Regions from separate parts of the Homo sapiens genome. Here region 2 is linked to region 1. Evidence: chromatin contacts called from ENCODE Hi-C or POLR2A ChIA-PET data. All regions are on one chromosome and are shown on one strand. Each heading gives the region's core, a stretch centred on a gene start or an enhancer-like site at or near the end of the contact. The rest is flanking DNA. Distances are from core to core; before and after follow the strand shown.

Region 1 (5,973 bases), core at 3,429-5,928:
AAATAACCTTGTGTACTCAGTTTACACACAGTTGTGTCTGTGTGTGCATGTGTATGTATGAAGAGGCCAAAGAGTGAAAATGTTTAAATGCTCAGATATATCATAATTCACAATTTAAGTTCTTTTACAGACTAATCTATCAAATAAGACTCAATTTAGAAAATTCTGAAAATTTCCCATAAAATAACGTCTTATTTTTCCAACAGCTTGGTTGAGGTACATTTACATAACATAAAATCCACCCATTATAAGAGTATAATTCATTTTAATAAATTTATAGAGTTGTGCAACCATCACCAAAATCCCACCTTAGAATATTTCTATCATCCTACAGAGATCTCTCCCATCCGTGTGCAATCAATCCCCATCCCCAGACAAACCACTACCCTGCTTTTTTTTTTTTTTTTTTTGAAATGGAGTCTCACTCTGTTGCCCAGGCTGGAGTGCAGGGGCACGATCTTGGCTCACTGCAACCTCTGCCTCCCAGGTTCAAACGATTCTCCTGCCTCAGCCTCCCGAGTAACTGGGATCACAGGCATGCACCACAGCACTCAGCTAATTTCGTATTTTTAGCAGAGGTGGGGTTTCACCATGTTGGCCAGGCTGATCCCGAACTCCTGACATCAAGTGATCCACCCACCTCAGCCTCCCAAAGTGCTGGGATTACAGGCGTGTGCCACCGTGCCCAGCCACCTGCTTTCCATCTCTATATATTATTTGCCTTTTCTGGACAGTTCAAATAACCGAAATCATACATGTAGTTGTTTTGAGTCTGAATCCTTTCACTTAACATAATGTTCTTGGAATTCATCCATGTTGTGGTTTATCCCAGAAGTTCTTTCTTTTTCTACCAAATATTAAATAGCATTGCACTGAATGGATACACCACATTTTGTTCATCCATTCAAGGGTGGCTAGGCATTTGGAATTGTTTCCAATTTTTGGCTAACATTATGAATAATGCTGCAATGAACACTCATGTACAAGTCTTTGTGTGGACAAATATTTTCACTTCTCTTCTGTGGATACCTAGGAGGAACTGAGATGAATGTTAAGTTTAACTTTTTTATTAAAAAAAAAACTGCCACGGCCGGGCACGGTGGCTCACGCCTGTAATCCCAGCACTCTGGGAAGCCGAGGCGGGCAGATCACCAGGTCAGGAGATGGAGACCATCCTAGCTAACAGGGTGAAACGCTGTCTCTACTAAAAATACAAAAAATTAGCCGGGTGTGGTGGCGGGTGCCTGTAGTCCCAGCTACTCGGGAGGCTGAGGCAGGAGAATGGCGTGAACCCGGGAGGCGGAGCTTGCAGTGAGCCACTGCACTCCAGCCTGGGTGACAAAGCGAGACTCCATCTCAAAAAAACAACTGCCACACTGTTTTCCAAAGTAGTTGCATTTTACCTTGCCACCATCGATGCATAAGTATTCCAGGTTTTCCACATCCTCACCAGTGCTTTTTACTGTCCTTCATGTTAATTACAGCTATGCTAGTGGGCATAATATGTTATCTCCTTATGGATTTAATTTGCATTTCTTTAATAACTACTACTATTGAGTACCTTTTCATGTGCTTATTAGCATTTGTATATCTTCTTGGGTAAGGTGTCTATTCAGATAGGTTTTTGGATTCTCTTTATTAGGTTGAGGAAATTACCTTCTATTCCTAGTTTGTTGAGAGTTTTCATCATTAATGAATGTTTGAGTCTTTCAAAAGTTTTATTCTCTATCTGGGATGATCATATTTTTCGTTCTTTATTCTATAAATATGTAATATTATATTAATCAATTTTTAGGTACTAAACCAACCTTGCATTCCTGGGATAAATTCCACTTGATCATGGTGTTTAATCCATTTTATATGTTGCTAGATTCAGCTTGCTAACACTTTGGCTGGGAAATTTTTTGTTTTTTTTGTTTTTTTTCTTGAGACAGAATCTTGCTCTTGTCACCCAGGCTGGAGTGCAATGGCGCGATCTCAGCTCACTGCAAACTCCGCCTCCCAGGTTCAAGCGATTCTCCTGCCTCAGCCTCCCGAGTAGTTGGGCTTATAGACAGCTGCCACCACACCCAACAATTTTTTGTATTTTTAGTAGAGACGGGGTTTCACCATGTTGGCCAGGCTGGTCTCAAACTCCTGACCTCAAGTGATCCACCCTCCTTGGCCACCCAAAGTGCTGGGATTAGGTGTGAGCCACCACGCCCAGCCCAATGTATAGTTTTTAACAATACATATCAATTCGGAAGCCAAATTTCTGATAGTTAAAGTGAAATAAATGAAATATAGTCTTATCCAAACAATAAAATTATGTTTAATGGGAAAACATTTTATACTCCCTCAGCTTTTCAAATTTTAAGTGAGTTAAAATCAAATACAATATAAAATTTAATGTTCTTAGTCTAGCCACATTTCAAGTGCTCTATAGCCACATGTGGCTATAGTGCTGGACAGTACAGCTCTAAACCTTTAAGCACTATGAGGATTTAAAGAGTAAATACAATAATATAGTTGGTTGTTCATTAGTATCTACAATATTTGAATTAAAGAGAGACAGTATATACAAAAGCTTTCAGAAGTGTAATACAAAGATTAGAGGCACTAAACTGTGGTCTCATCCTCAAGGTTAGCTTTCTTGGTCAGGATAACATGGTGTTTACCAGAATGTAGAATTATACCCACAGCTTACTGTAAGTATATTTGCAAGCACTTTTATTGATCATAGACAACAAATCTACTTCATTTAACCCAGGCTGTTTGAAAAAAAATTACCTCATTTAATTTCCCATTTATAACCTTCAATAGATTATAGGTTAAAGCCTTCAAAATATCCATATGATTTATCTCATAAACATGAAAACATTTGTTAATTTATCCAATGTGTTTTAATTGTACAACACTCTTCTTTCCAAAGTAATATAATCTACACGGATATATGTTAGTAATATTAGCAGAACTCTAAGTGAAATATTTGCCCCTAAATAGAATTCCACCAGTCCCACAATTCAAACTCTTCTCATTAGCCCATGTTTCTGACTTGCCCTTGTGCACATATAATCCTGCAAAATTACAATAAAATCTGAATACAACTTGATATTTGGCTTTTTTTCACTAACATTGTATGTATTTTCCATGTTGCTATGTAGTTTTCACATATATTACTACTGATTTCACAGCACACCAAGAATGTGTCATAATTTACTCAAATACACTCCTTATTATTAGAATTTATTTCTCATTCTTTACTATTTTACAGTAATACTGTAAAAAGAACTAATGAATTAACAAACATGAAAAGCAGGCTTTATTATCAAAATTTCTTAACATAATCTAAGTAGCTGTGCATATTCTATTGTGTCACAAAAACACAGAGGACTGGTACAGAGTATTGTTATCCATGTTAGAAAGGCATCAGCTGCCTATAAGTAAAAATGTCTTTTTAAAAGATCATTACACTACTGTTCTTTTCCATGTTGTTACCCTCAAAAGACCTCTTAGATTAACAACTCAATATTAAAGGCATATAATAATAATTAAAAAATCGATGTGCTCCTCAAATTATACAAAAACTGACTAAATCCTACGATTCCAAAATGAAAGGGCCCTTTATCTTCTCTTATAAATTTGAATTACATATTTCTTTCCTTAAAAATATATCATTTAAAGTATGTTCCAAATGTGTACTCTATAAACTGCTTAAAGCTTCAATTAAGGATCACGCTTAATTCTATGAAGCTAATATCCAATGAATTCTAAAATTTTAGTATTGTCCATTAAGTTGATTATTAAAACAGTCTTTAGTGAGGGTTAGCCTCATTGTCCTATGTTTTCTTTTGTGAATCTCTGAAGACTGATTATAAGAAAACAAATGTTATTTACCCCAGAAAGTCTTCTTCAGAGGTTTGTGAGTGAAATATATTTATAAAGGGTCAACATGAAATTATCTGCATATAATTTAACTTTAGGAGGATTAATTTTCTCTAGCCCATGTTTTTCTGACACGCACCTAAGATTCAATATCTCTTTTCCCACCTGGCAAATTTTTCTAAATAGTTTCACGACAGTTCAGGACTCTCCTCTGGGTATCTCCAATAACAGGGACATATATGTCATTCTGAGATAATGGACTTATTTATCACTATATTCAAAACCTCGTGGGATTTGATTATTTTAGAAATGCTACTTGACTGTTTTACCCCCAGACTTGAATAAAGTCTGGGAACAGTTGCTAGAAAGGAACAGGGATGGAATGGTAGACTGTCTCTTTCAATGCCTAATAGCCTCTTAAATTACTGTGAATAAACAACCTGACCATAGTTCTGGATGATAAGTGGCAAAAGGTTCTCAGATAATAAGAAAATGAACATTAAAAAATAATATTATAAAATAAATGTAGCTTTTAAAAATGTTCCAACATGAAAACTGCACTCTAAGTATTTGAGGGACTTCCTCCGAAACCCCATTCCAAACATATACCAATGTTAAAATTTAAAGAGAGAAAATTATAAACATATAGCCATGATCAAAAACTTGTTAAGCATCTCTGTAGACAAAAACAAAAGAAAACCTGTAGCCATAAACAGAGGTTAAGCTATAAGCCTCCTGGGCTCCATGACTACAAGTAGGCAGACGAAACCAGAAGTCTGACTCCCATAGAGTGATGAGGACTGAAAGTACTCTACCAAGGCCTGGGATCACAGCCAGGCTTGCTGCTTGAAATCAGGGGATGCAGTGGCAATCCACCGCCTGTGGGGAAAAAAAAATGCGAAAGTGAGAAGGACACTGCCTGAGGCTACAACTTACAAAACATTATGTATCTGAGATGTTAAGAGGCAATGGTTTTAGCCCCACAGTCCAGACCAGGCCAAGGGACCTGCAGGCTTGGTATCTGGATCTGCAATGGCCCCAATGTAACCTCAGGAGGGAGCCCTAAGCCACCTATATAAGACCTAGTTCTTGCCTAGGTGTCTCAGAGAAAAGAGTAAAAACATCTATAAAGCCACTAGGGAGAGGTGAAGAGAGAGGAGAGAGAAACTCACACTCAAGATGGGCCTGAAAATTAAAATTCCACTCGCAGAAACATAATATTTCAATTATCAAAGAGAAATTATTTACTTCACAGTTTAACCACCTATGTGCAATTCTTAACAATGCCAAAGTCTAAAACATTTTTATAACACAATGACAGGTTTGAAGCAGATACACAAACTGCACAACTATACACGGGGTGCTGCTTCAAGAGTCTATAGCAATTTCTGGCTACATTTTTAATTAAGTTTATTCTGTGGCCTCTATTATCAAAGATGGCATACAAGAAATCATCTTATTTTTCAATCTTCCATAAATTTCCTATTGCTGACTTTGATAAACCCTGGGAATTGTATATAGTAACCACAAATCATGCCTAATACAGTGCCAAGACAACTGTAACTATGGTGGCTTGCATCTTCTTTAGGGTGGCCTTGGTACATATCTAAAGACAATGAAAACAAGTAGCCCCCTCAGTTTGGATGTATTTTTTTTAAAAAAAGGCCTTACTGTGTGGAGAAAATCAACAAATAATTATTTCCCTTGTGCATTTTATTTTAAGGCACAAAGAAAAATTATTTAGAAGAAGTATATGTTCAGGGGTACTCCAGAAGACAGTGAGCATGTTGAAAGTAGATAAGAATTATGATTTGGGCTTTAAGAATAAAATTTCCACTGAGTAGTATTATACAAAAACTTAACAGGTTGTTTCATAATCCCTATGGTTAGACACCATCAAACAGGCTAGAAGACCATCTGCTGGGAGTGCTACAGAAGAGACTCCTATATAAGGAAAGAGAAACTCGTGAGGTCTCCACCAACTTCAGGACTCTATTGTCAGTTTTAAAATTTTTGTTTTGTTGTTGTTTTTCCCTCAGCATAGAATGTTTAAGATCTTGGACACCAGTACAATTTCCTGGATGTACCAAGTCCATTTGAAATAACAGG
Region 2 (6,497 bases), core at 3,317-5,816, 580 kb after region 1:
AGGGCGATTCAGAGCAGCCCAAAGCTGACCCATCAGATGGAGACAGATAATGTGAACCATTCATGAAGGCAAACCTGAGAACCCATTCTACGACCACAGTCCGAGCCCCTCTGCACAGCCATGCCCAGCAACTGTTACTTGCCATGGTCTACTTTCCTTCCTTTAGGGATTCCTGAATATGGACCAGAAGTACCTTCCTTTACACACTGATTTTTCACAACGAATGTTCCCAAATACTTTTTAAAAATGGGACATTTGTAATACTTGAGCACTGCCTATGATGCTGGGAACAGGAAGAAACTATTCTACTTTGAATTCTTAACCAAGTTCTTGGGGTGTGTGTGTCTGTGTGTGTGTGTGTCTGTCTGTGTCTGTGTGTGTGTTTCCTCTCCTACAATATAATCCACCCTGCTTCTGATTCTCAGGGAAGCTTCATCTGTATGCAAATGCTGATCATTAGCTTGGGAACAACAAAACACAAAACTCATCCAAGTTTAAATTAATTCACAATAAAAAATTATTAAAAAAAATAGAAAAGGAAGGCCAAGAGTTTAAGCCATGAAACAATGCCAGATGTACAGGTTCCATCACAACTGAGAGCACTGGCAAGAACAGAGTTTATCTATGCCACAAGCCAGAAAGGGAGATGAAACTGTGAAAAAAGCAAGGCAAATTAAAACTAGAATATCCAATCTCTAAGTATAATTTACTCCAAGATATGTTTACCAGATGCCTACTTGTCCGAGGCGCTATCTTAGGCATTGCAGGGGGATTAAAAAAAAAAAAGTTAAGTAGAAGAACATACTTGCCCTTGAGGCACTTACACATCAGGAGAATGAATGAGGCAACCAAGATTCATTAACTCCCATATGCCATGCCTCACGCTGGACACAATACATATGTATCTTATTTAATTCTCAAAACATCCCTGCAAATGTAGGTAAAATTATCCCTATTTTAACAGATGAAGAGACGGAGGGTCATAGAGGTTCAGCAACTTACACAAGGTTAACAAGTCATAAAAGAACAACATGTGACTTTAGAGGTCACTCTGGCTTTCTTCCCTGGGGAAGTCAGACAGAGTCCTGTGTGCTCTGAGCAGTACCGCCAAGGCTTCACGAAAAGAGCTGGTGCTGGCAAGGGCCCTGGAGGATGGCTGGGATTTCCCCAGGGGCAATTCCAGGGGCACAAAATGGCTTGCTTGGGCGAAGACTTTAAGACAGGACAGGACAAGGGTGTATTTGGGAAGTGGATCCAGTGTGTGGGGACTTCAGAGGTTAGGAGACAAGCCCAGACCATTTCCTTCACTTAGACTAGCATTTCTCTAAGCATGGTTCAGAACCCTGGGGTCCCAAGACCAAAACTATACAAAGCCAAAACTATTTTTATAATAATACTGAGAAATTATTTGCCTTTTTCAGCGTCTTGATATTTGTATAAATAATGCAAAAACAATGGTGGGAAGAACTGCTAGCAGTTTAGCATAAGTCAAACAGTGGCAACAGTGGGTATTAGTAGTGTTTGTGATTTAAAAAAAAAAAACAATGAAAAAAACCAGCACCATCTAAGAAACCCAGCGTCATTTCAGAAACCTCTGAAGCCACACATCCTGGTTTTTGTGACTTGTGAGCTGTGTACGAGTTGCTGAACTTCTGGCTAAGATGGTGTGTCATACAAGTAGGCATCTAGTAAACACATGAAAGCATAACATTAAATGTATCAAATCTAGACCCAGGAGTACACGTCTTTTCAATATTCTGTGCAGGAAATATACATAAAGCACTTCTGTTTATAAAGAAGGAATGATTTCTTAAGAACTGTTTTCGTGACGGTTTGAGTTATGAGTTGAACTGGCCATCTTTTTCATGAAACAACACTTTTACTTGAAAGAACAACTGACAGTCTATGTTTATTTAGATCTGGGCATGTGACTGATGTTTGCTACAAAATGAATGAAGCTGCTAGGCTCCCCTGTATGCTGGGGTGCTTGCTACATGTGGTCATTTCACAGAAAACAACTGACAGGGCTTGTGGCCAGTGATAAAATTTGAGATTCCAAGTAAAAAACTGATTTTTAAAAAACTTATATCCACCATCCTGGGCCTGACCGCTTCCCAATATGTAAAAGACTTTTCTGATGACATTGGTGGTAACACTGTTATGACTTTTTGATACTGTATAATGAAATGTGTCAATATTTGGAAGAGTCAAATAACTCAGTGAACCAATGTGTTCCAAATGGCAAGTGCATGCCTTGGCAAAATCACACATTCAAACAATGCATGCAAACCAATCAATGGATTTCGATGAAGAGTACAAAAAGTTCATTGATATGATTTCAGATTTCATAATGTAACTAAGCTTTGAGAAATTACCTCTTGTCAAGCTTTGGTGTAGTATCAAAGAAGAATATCTACAATTATCCAAAAAAGTTGTTAAAACATGCTTTAACAACTTTCCAAACTTCATTATTGTGTGAGTTCAGATTTTCTTCACATACTTCAGCGGCATAACACCACACAGACTGACAGCGGAATCAGACAGGACATTCCAACTATCTCACATTAAGTCAAGACATTACGGAGATTTGCAAAAATGTAAAACAATGCTACTTGTCTCATTCATGTTTTTGCTTTTGGAAAATAGTTATTTTTCATAAAAATGTTAACATGTAATGTTTTTCTCATTTTTAAAGAAACTACATATTCTAATATTTCTTATATTAATTTTTAATACTGTAAATATCCACAGACACAACTCACATCTGCAAAAGCTTTCGAGTGTCCTCTTGTAAGAGCGTGAAAGCGTTGAGACCAAAAAACTTGAGAACCAAATGTCAGAGACCAGAGTTTGGCAAACTTTTCTGCAAACAGTCAGTGGGTAAACGTTTTAGGCTTTGTGGTCCCAAATGGTCTCTGCGGTAACTACCAAACTCTGCCATTACAGTGCAAAAGCAGTAACAGACAATACAGAAACAAGGGGCATCGTGGTATTCCAATAAAAATGTATTTATAAAATTGGCCCAGCCAGCCGCGGTGGTTCATGCCTATAATCCCAGCACTTTGGAAGGCCAAGGTGGGTGGATTGCTTGAGCTCAGGAGTTCAAGATCAGCCTGGGCAACATGGTGAAATCCTGTCTCCACCAAAAAATACAAAAAATTAGCTGAGCATGGTGGTGCGTGCCTGTGGTCCCAGCTACGTGGGAGGACTGCTTGAGCCAGTGGGGCAGAGGTTGCCATGAGCCAAGATTGAGCCACTGCGCTCCAGACTGAGCAACAGAGGAAGACTCTTTCTCAAAAAAAAAAGAAAAGAAAAGAAAAAAAAGTCCCTCAAGTAGGATTTGGAATTCAGGAAAGTCATAGTTTTCCAACCCCTAACTTGAACATTCTCCCCTGAATTGGTGATACCAGAAGCCAGATTATGTCACTCCACTCTCAGAATTTCCAGGGGCCCCCCTTTATCTCCAAGCCTTTGAAATGGTCTCTGTACTTACAGTTCCCTCTGCCAGCAATATTCTTCCTCAGCTCATTTCCTCATCTCCTTCAAGTCTGCTCCAATGTCATCTTTCTCAGGGGAACCTTCCCTGACAGGACTATTTAAAACCCTCCCCCTCTTTAATTCTGTCTATAGCACTTACCACTTCTGGGTATGCTCTATGACTAACTTATCACTTTTACTTACTGCCTGTCTTTACCCACCAGAATGTCAGCTCCCCGAGTGCAGGTTTGGTTTGTTCATCCCATCACTTCCAGCATCTAGAACAGTGCCTGGTATGCAGTTGGCTGAATATTTAAGTAGATGTGATATCTCTAACATGTGCCAGTGTTTTTTGGTGAGGCCAGCAAGCACTTATTGCCTCACAGGAAGGAATACACTGCTACTTGTCTGGTAGCTTTAAGTGCTGAGCGGCTCCTAAGCATTTCTGATGATCAATGACAACATTTACAATGTAGAAGAGTAAGCTTGAGTTACTTTACAAAAATTCATAAAATCAGTCTCACCTTTAAGTCGTATTTCCTATACACAGACAAACGGTGGCTGAATACATTTCTTGTAACTATCACATATATTTCAACTCCATCAACATTAAGCCGGTACATGCCCAAGAACTGGGGAAGAAGGGTGATCCCATGACATTCCACTATGTACTGCATAGGAGAGAAAGAAAAAGGAAAAAAACATCCAATCAAAAGATTGCTTCCTTAGATGTAAAATACATACGCCTATGGTGTTCATACAAAGTGAAAACCTCCAGCCATTAGGGTCTTATTTACAGAAAATGACCACATTTGTACTGCTTACCAATCACATCTGTGTTCACCATCTCTACACAGAAAAGAAAATTCAATTTTATCTCCAAACAGATTTTTTTCCAACATTCCAAATGGAATTTGTATGGTCAAACCTTGGATATGATCGTGTAAGGCAAGAGGACATGTGACTATCTTTCTCAAATTCCTTTTAAGGGATATTACACTCCACCTAGCGCCTCTGTCTTCTACCCCCAAAGCCCTGACTACAAGGCTGAGGCAGAGCAACCTGGCTGCTAAAATAGCTTCTCTAACAGTGTTGAAGTCGAGATGAAAGAGGAAATTGTGGGGAGCCCAGTGTTAGAAGCTGGGAGGGCAGAGCTAAGCTTCTCAAGAGAGCAGGGGAGAAGGGGGCAACCCCTGTGACCATAGCACCCTCGCTCCTGCTCTGCCGGCAGATGGGGACTGCCTTGTCCCTGCTGGTTTCCACCAAGTTAACTGGACAAGCCCAGGGTTGACACCATTTCCGAGGAGAGTTGCAAAAAAAACACAACACGACCTTGGCTGTTTTTCATGACCAAACTCCAGAGGGCCACAAGATGGAGCCACTTCTCCCTGAGAGCAGATTTTCATAAAACGGGTCCCTCTGCACTTCCCAAAGGAAGCTTAGGTTTTCCTTCCTTTAAAATCATGGGGAAGTAATATTTCAAAAAAGCTCTATGTCCACTGACACGTGTGCAATCTCCAGGATAATAAACAGCATAAATGGTGAGATTCCATTACTGTAAACACCATACATGTTGGGCATATTCAGAGATGCTAATGATGCAATTGGAGGGAATTCTGATCCTTTTCTACTATACTGCTTGAATTTTTCATTTTCTGTTTTTTTTTTTTTTTACAATGAGCATTTTATAAAAAATACAAAAGTAATTAAAATGTCCTTTCAAACTTCTTAGTTGTAAATACTGTTAATAATCAATTCTGATAATATTTAACCACCTTAAGAATGAAAAAGTCTTTGGTTTTGATCATTAAAGATAAACAGCATTGGTACTTGATTCTGATTTTTGCCATCTAGAGTTTTGGCAAGTTTTAAAGATGCCTCTTCCCTTTCTTTTTTCTTATTGACAATAACTGAGCTATAAATTTTAATCTCATGTAATTCCTGAGTAGAGTTTCACCTTGTTATTTGAAATTAGATGAGTGAAACATTTTCTATTTCCTTTCAAAATATAATAAATTGAGTTTTGCTAATGCAAAACAGGCAGTAAATAGCCACTGGGTGAAAAGAAAATTTCTCACATCTGATCTAGAGAAATGAAAAGGGGTTCTTGGCCTCTGTAGAAAGGTGGTTGGATGGGCCTTCAAACATGGAGACTGAGGAAGTCTAGTCTCCACGTGCAGTAGAGAGAACGTAGGTTTGCGAGCCAGAAAGGTGTGTGTGTGTGTCCTGGCGCCTCCATTTACGAGCTGTGAGATCTTGGGCAAGTTACCAAATCACTCCACAGTTTAGCTTCATTTTCCAGAAAAAGAGCCTAATTCCTACCTTGAAGGTTGTTTTGAGGGTTACAGGTAAGAGTATGTCAAAATACTTCACACGGTGCTGTGTACTATACTATACTGAAGATGATAATGATTATTTTCATTCAAAACTCTGTTAAGAAATTTTAATGTTACACCTGTTTTGTGCTCCCAACTGACATACAGACATGTACTGAGTGGGGTCTGCTCCGAGGCAGTTATTTTTGAGGCCCACAAGACACAGTCCCTGCCCCAGGGGACACACCGATTTTGGTTTTGCTGCTCAACCCCTCACTGAGCTCCCATCACGAACTACCTTTACAGAATCCCGCCATTCCTCTCTGATTCAAGTTGCTGTGCAGAGCCACAGAAAGCTATGTCTCACAGCGACAAAGAACCATTATTCATGCTACAAATATGGTCAAGAAATCTTTTGAATATTATACAGCAAATCATTGACTAGTTGTCCCCCCTTAGGAAAAAACACCCATACAGATTACATTCTATACCTCCCCTACCTTAAACATTAGCTAAATTATTACACTGAAAAGAGACAGATCAAATCTGTCTACTTTGCCAGGCGCGGTGGCTCACGCCTGTAATCCCAGCACTTTTGGAGGCCAAGGCAGGTGGATCACGAGGTCAGGAGTCCAAGATCAGCCTGGCCAAGATGGTGATACCCCATCTCTACTAAAAATACAACAATTAGCTGGGTGTGGTGGT

The links. A loop is a pair of places that touch in the nucleus more often than their neighbours do. ChIA-PET counts read pairs that join two places held with the same protein, here RNA polymerase II (POLR2A). Pooled maps may share reads with other maps.
Region 2: a loop to region 1 is called in a map of naive thymus-derived CD4-positive, alpha-beta T cell, with 6 times the contacts of the local background. The contact joins two enhancer-like sites. A Hi-C loop is called at or near these places in 20 of 168 maps with a recorded cell type or tissue (A673, CD8-positive, alpha-beta T cell, Caco-2 and 11 more), 10 of 37 single-sample maps with no recorded cell type and 21 of 50 pooled maps. POLR2A ChIA-PET finds 5 or more read pairs at or near these places in 3 of 52 experiments (CD4-positive, alpha-beta T cell, activated CD4-positive, alpha-beta T cell and endothelial cell of umbilical vein).

The regions. Positions count from the first base shown.
Region 1 is chr10:21,984,858-21,990,830 of GRCh38, forward strand. The region is part of intron 1 of DNAJC1 (DnaJ heat shock protein family (Hsp40) member C1); the gene reads right to left. Among named protein-coding and RNA genes, the nearest start is that of DNAJC1, 16 kb to the right of the region's middle. RefSeq lists an enhancer at 4,688-4,837. Within about 2 kb of position 4,679, at least 5 of the 41 ENCODE cell types and tissues checked have a DNase peak (open chromatin) inside an H3K27ac peak, as active enhancers do.
Region 2 is chr10:22,569,310-22,575,806 of GRCh38, forward strand. It overlaps PIP4K2A (phosphatidylinositol-5-phosphate 4-kinase type 2 alpha), which reads right to left. Exons shown (of 10, transcript NM_005028.5): 5 at 4,002-4,148. Among named protein-coding and RNA genes, the nearest start is that of LINC03027, 130 kb to the left of the region's middle. Within about 2 kb of position 4,567, at least 3 of the 41 ENCODE cell types and tissues checked have a DNase peak (open chromatin) inside an H3K27ac peak, as active enhancers do.